Regions from separate parts of the Homo sapiens genome. Here region 1 is linked to region 2. Evidence: read pairs that join two places in POLR2A ChIA-PET (ENCODE). Cell type or tissue: endothelial cell of umbilical vein. All regions are shown on one strand. Each heading gives the region's core, and the rest is flanking DNA. Links, peaks and the distances in the headings are about the cores only.

Region 1 (3,104 bases), core at 469-2,968, 500 kb after region 2:
TATTGCAACAATGATTGTCTTATAACTTAAAGTAGATTTCACTTATATTTTTCAAATATGAAGGATGCTTGAAAGGACCCTTGTGTGAGAGCTTCATTATGTCTCTCTGGTCTTATCAGAGAGATTCTGTGGGACACTCATTTTTGCTGATGAGGTTAATAGCTTAACCAGAATGCCTTATTTACAAGGAAAACAATTGGATAATTCTAGTTGTTTAGATTTGATGATAACTTTCACATAACTAGGATGCAGAAATGATGAGTTTCCGATTCTCTATTTTCAAACTACAATATGAAGGAGATGAGATTAGTTCAGAATATCAGTTGACAGCATTTTTCTACCTTCTGATTACTCAGATTATTCTAAATGGAAAAAGTCTACTTCTTTTTCCCTTTTAAATCTGAAAAATAGACTTATGAAAACTTGTAAAAATGAAGCCCCTGTCAAGGGAGAGGAGTTAGCAAGAGAATTTTATCTTTACAGAATTTCTCTTTGCCACTTGTTTCAGGTTAATGGTAAGAGTTACCCGCAGGCTAAGTTGCTATTGGGACAGATGGGGGCATTGCATCCAGCCAATAGGCTAGCTGCTTATATCACAGGCAGGTTGCGACCCTCAGTCCTGGACCTCTCAACCCTCAGTACTGTCATCTCCAAGGTAGCATCCAATGCCAAGGTGGCTGCATCCAGGAAACCACGTACCCTGTTGCCTTCAACATCCAATTCCAAAATGGCATCCTCCTCTGGCACTGCAACAAATCGCCCTGGGAAGAATCTGAAGGCGTTTGTCCCAGCAAAACGGCCAATTGGTAAGTTGGGGTGTATGTATGGTTTGGAAAGGCCTATGACTTGGTGGTGGGACAGTGGGTACAGGTATGGAGGTTGTAAAAATTAGAGAAATATGTACTTTGGCATTATTCTTATTCTTGTTGTCTGTCTTGCCTGGACTTTTTTGATTGTTTGGGGTTAACGTCTGATAACCTGCAATATTAGATGAATTGAGTTGTTTTATAGTTAATTTCTTGGTTTTATATATATTTTTTATTTTTTAATAACACTGACTTGAAGGCAAGTTTTATAGTTATTTTTAAGGTTTTCAGACTGGTTGTTATTAATGTAGAAAAGACTTAAGGATTTTAATTTTGTTTCTAAAAAGGGAAGACATTTAAAAATAGTTTACTATTATACTAAATTATTTACTAAAATATTTTACTAAATTAAAAATAGTTTACTATTTTCCTGTGAGGACTGGTGTTTCTGGCCTCTTGTTGAACTCTTGCTGGTGCTATGTAAATGCTTCTGTTGATACTTCTTAAACTTATGAAACCAAGGAGCTAGCAAAAGCTAGTGGTGTAAGTAGTATAGGCTTAAAGTGGAAAGCTCCTATAAATACAATTTTGAAAGTGTTGATTTATTCCATTCATCTCTGTTCTATGAATGAAAATCTCTCTTTTCCTTAACATTTAAATGCTGAAGTCTGTAATAAATTACCTTCTTGAAACATTTGTGTTTTAGCATTGAGAGTATCTATAGTTGGTTTATTGAATTCCTCTTTTTGTTGTTTCAAATCTGTTAGGAATGTTAGGTAAGAGTGTCAGTTGAAATCTCTGGCTGAATGGTTAGAGTTGTGTGAAGATAGAAGATATTTATTGTTTGCCTTAAAACCTATTTTGGCCGGGCGCGGTGGCTCACTCCTGTAATTCCAGCACTTTGGGAGGCCGAGGCGGGTGGATCACGAGGTCAAGAGATAGAGACCATCCTGGCCAACATGGTGAAACCCCATCTCTACTAAAAATACAAAAATTAGCCGGGAGTGGTGGCATGCGCCTGTAGTCCCAGCTACTGGGGAGGCTGAGGCAGGAGAATCACTTGAACCCGGGAGGCAGAGGTTGCAGTAATCCGAAATCGTGCCACTGCACTCCAGCCTGGTGACAGAGTGAGACTCCATCTCCAAAAAAAAAAAAAAAAAAAAAAGAATCTATTTTACCTTTTATTAAGGCAGCTTCAGTTGTGATTAAGGGGAGTAAAAAAAGCAATCCTATCCTGATCTGTTTGGAGAAATGTCTTTATATATTTTAGGAATATGTAATACGTAAGCATCTCATAATAGCACAGCTGTAAAGAGGTGAGAGTGCTCAGACAGGAGGAAATGGTAGAAACAAGTTTTTACATTAGAAATTGGGGGAAACAAACCCTCTCATTTTCTTTTATCTGTATTAGGTGATGAAGTTTTTGCTACTGTATTGTCTTTTTAGTATCCTGACAGTTTGAATATATTGCACAGTCAAAAGAATTTTAGTAGGAACACTCTATTTAATTTTTTAATTTTTCTTTCAAGACAGAGTCTTGCTCTGTCTCCCAGGCTGGAGTGCAGTGGCACTATCTCATTTCACTGCAGCATCCACCTCCTGGGTTCAAACCATTCTCCTGCCTCAGCCTCCTGAGTAGCTGGGATTACAGGCACGTGCCACCATGCCCTGGTAATTTTTGTATTTTTAGTAGAGACGGGGTTTCACCGTGTTGGCCAGGCTGGTCTTGAACTCCTGACCTCGTGATCTGCCCACCTCGGCCTCCCAAAGTGCTGGGATTACAGGTGTGAGTCACTGTGTCTGGCCTGGAACACTCAATTTTAATCCCTTTCTTGTTAGAACTGAGGTTTGTTTTTGGTCAAGGCAAGCGTTTGATTTCTGAGAGTAGAAATAAGCTCAGATGCTGGGTGTGGTGGCTCACACCTGTAATCCTAGCACTTTGGGAGGCCCGAGGCAGGCAGATCACCTGATGTCGGGAGTTCAAGACCAGCCTGACCAACATGGAGAAACCTTGTCTCTACTAAAAATACAAAAATTAGCTGGGTTTGGTGGTATGTGCCTGTAATCCCAGCTACTCGGGAAGGCTGAGGCAGGAGAATTGCTTGAACCTGGGAGACAGAGGTTGCAGTGAGCCGAGATCGCGCCATTGCACTCTAGCCTGGGCAACAAGAAAGAAACTCCATCTTAAAAAAGAAAAAAAAGAAATTGGCACAAATAATACAGGTAGGTAGTACCTGTAAGAAATTGACCCAGTAGTGCACAGTAAATGTCGGTAAGCACAGTCACTAAGAGGATAAA
Region 2 (3,104 bases), core at 237-2,736:
AGTCTCCTCTCTGTCACCCAGGCTGGAGTGCAGTGGCGCAATCTCAGCTCACTGCAAGCTCCGCCTCCCAGGTTCAAACCATTCTCCTGCCTCAGCCTCCCGAGTAGCTGGGACTACAGGTGCCTGCCACCACGCCCGTCTAATTTTTTGTATTTGTAGTAGAGACAGGGTTTCACCGTGTTAGCCAGGATGGTCTCAATCTCCTGACCTCGTGATCCGCCCGCCTCGGCCTCCCAAAGTGCTGGGATTACAGCTGGGATTACAGGTGTGAGCCACCACGCCCAGCCTCAGTGCCCAGTTATTTTAGATGATATAGATTAGAAAGATGTTTAATGGCTCATTTGTGGATTTTTTTGGTTTAAAATAATTTTATTTTTTATTTTTATTTTTATTTTGTTCCCCAGCCTGGTCTTGAACTCCTGGCCTCAAATCATTGTCCTGCTTCTGCCTCTGGAAGTGCTGGGATTATAGGCGCCAGCCATCATGCCTGGCTCTCATTTGTTCATTGAAGGGGTCGGATTAGATAACATTTCTACCAATTTTAAAATTATATAAATTGGATAAAGAAGGACTCCAAAGCAATATAGAAAAAGTATGAATTACTAAATGAAAAGCAAGCTATTACAACTTTGTAAAGTACACGAGTAACTGATATTAGATGATATATGAAGAGCTGGGCGCGGTGGCTCATGCCTGTAATCCCAGCACTTTGGGAGGCCGAGGTGAGTGGATCACCCGAGGTTGGGAGTTTAAGACCAGCCTGACCAACATGGAGAAACCCTGTCTCTACTAAAAATACAAAATTAGCTGGGTGTGGTGGCGCATGCCTATAATTCCAGCTACTTGGGAGGCTGAGGCTGGAGAATCACGGGAACCCAGAAGGCGGAGGTTGTGGTGAGCCAAGATTGTGCCATTGCGCTCCAGCCTGGGCAAGAAGAGCGAAACTCTATCTCAAAAAAAAAAAAAAAAAAAAGATCTATGAAGAAATGAAAATGGCAGTGTTGGGATTGTGAACAAATTTTGTTTTTTTCAAAAAATCTTTTGGGAAACTTAGTAATTCTTTTTTTTTTTGAAACAGAGTCTTGTTCTGTCACCAGTCTGGAGTGCAGTGACGTGATCTCCGCTCACTGCAACCTTCGCCTCCCTGGTTCAAGTGATTCTCCTGCCTCAGCTTCCCAAGTAGCTGGGACTAGAGGCAGACGCCACCACACCCAGCAGATTTTTGTATTTTTAGTAGAGACGAGGTTTCGCCATGTTGGCCAGGATGGTCTCGATCTCTTTTCCTCAGCATCCGCCCGCCTTGGCCTCCCAAAGTGCTGAGATTACAGGCGTGAGCCACTGCGCCCAGCCTGAAATTTAGTAATTCTTTAACTGACTTATTTTTGTTAAACTAAAGGGAACTTTAGTACAAGAATAGCCTTTGAGGCCTGAGGCCAGAACTGGGATAGACTGGTCAAGTTCTTAAAGAAAACGGTTGTAACTGGCAAAGTCAGGAGGGAAATGGAGAGTAATTAGTGCAGCAGTAATACTTGTGCCTTCAGGCTCAGGATGTAAGCATGATGCTGATAATAGCTAATCTGGAGTGCTTGCCATGTGCCTGGCACTTTGCCAAGCATTTTCCTTTCATTGACTGGTGAGTTCGCTCTACAATCCCATTCACTTACCTCTCTCTGGTAAGCCATGGTGCTAGCAATGGAATCAGAATCTGTCTGCCTAACCCTCACAAGTGTGTACACTTTACAGTGAGCCATTTATACCTGTCCGGCTGGCAAAACAGTCCACAACTGTCTCCTTAGTGGCTGGATCCCTGCTGGCTCTGCCCCGATGGAAATGCTTTTGCCTTCTCTGCTCAGTGATCACTTTAGAGCACTAGGACAGAACAGAGCCCAGCTTCGAGGGTGAAACCTGATGCTGAAGAATTCACAGCCACACATAGTGTGTCCTCTTATCCCAGCTCTGGGCCACTCACTACCTGCTTGTCCCTGTTCACTTTGTCCCATTGTTCCCAACACTACAAGTACATTTTTGTTTCATGAGCTGAGGGAGGAGGACACCTTATCTGAATGACTTTGGCCACCCCTTTAAACCTCTGAAGGTACAGCCTCGGACAAAGTCCACACTTGTCACACCCTTTTTGGCTGTTGTCTTTTCTCCTCTGTTTGTTTCCCCTCTCTTACTTCCAATCTATCAGGAGACTAAACTATTTCCCAGAAAGGCCTTTTTGAGTTTTTAGTATTATTATGTACCTGCCATTATTGCCTCATTTTAATTGTCAACTTGTATCTTGAGTTTATGGACTAAATCCAAAATGAGGAGCAAAATAGCTTTCTGGTAGATGTCATCTGATGATAGCATGACCATTTTACGAATTTGCCTAATTTGCTTCCTTGGAGCCAGTTCCCTTCCTGGGAACTCAGTGAAGCTCATGCCATCACAGAAAAGAGGTTGATCTTTATGTTTTCCAAGGGAAAAGATAAAGCCTTTAATGCTTGGTGTAGGAGTAAACCAGAGTTTTAAAATAGAATCTGTTTGATGTACCCCAATCAAATATTGTACACCCAACACCTACCTAGCCGTACACATCACCTACCTAGCCGTACACCTACCTAGCAGTACAGCCTGAAACAGCAAACTGATCATGGATATTTTTTCAATCAAAACATGCATTTTTTAGCTGGAACTGTGGCTCATGCCTGTAATCCCAGCTACTTGGGAGACTGAGGCACGAGAATCGCTTGAACCCAGGAGGTGGAGGTTACAGTGAGCTGAGATTGTACCACTGCACTCCAGCCTGGGCGACAAAGTTGAGGCTCTGTCCCCCAAAAATAAAATAAAATAAAATTTAAAAAATAAGCAAAATAGGCCGGGCATGGTGGCTCATGCCTGTAATCCCAGCACTTTGGGAGGCTGAGGCAGGTGGATCACCTGAGGTCAGGAGTTCAAGACCATCCTGGTCAACATGGCAAAACCCTGTCTCTACTAAAAATACAAAATTAGCTGGGCATGGTGGTGGGCGCCTGTAATCCCAGCTACTTGGGAGGCTGAGGCAGGAGAATCGCTTGAACACGAGAGGCAGAGGTTGCAGTGAGCCAAGATTGTGCCAT

What was found. Peaks named below come from ENCODE experiments on the same cell type or tissue, not always from the same donor. Only the 100,000 strongest peaks of a DNase experiment are listed, where the experiment ranks them.
Region 1: POLR2A ChIA-PET joins it to region 2 with 6 read pairs; 2 of 35 experiments call an interaction of 5 or more read pairs at or near these places.

Annotation. Positions count from the first base shown.
Region 1 is chr15:41,739,398-41,742,501 of GRCh38, forward strand. It overlaps MGA (MAX dimerization protein MGA), which reads left to right. Exons shown (of 24, transcript NM_001400225.1): 14 at 509-806. Among named protein-coding and RNA genes, the nearest start is that of MAPKBP1, 34 kb to the right of the region's middle. In endothelial cell of umbilical vein, for the core only: no CTCF peak of the experiment used is centred there; no DNase peak of the experiment used is centred there.
Region 2 is chr15:41,239,801-41,242,904 of GRCh38, forward strand. All of the region lies in intron 1 of CHP1 (calcineurin like EF-hand protein 1), which reads left to right. Among named protein-coding and RNA genes, the nearest start is that of CHP1, 10 kb to the left of the region's middle. In endothelial cell of umbilical vein, for the core only: no CTCF peak of the experiment used is centred there; a DNase peak (open chromatin) is centred at 1,591.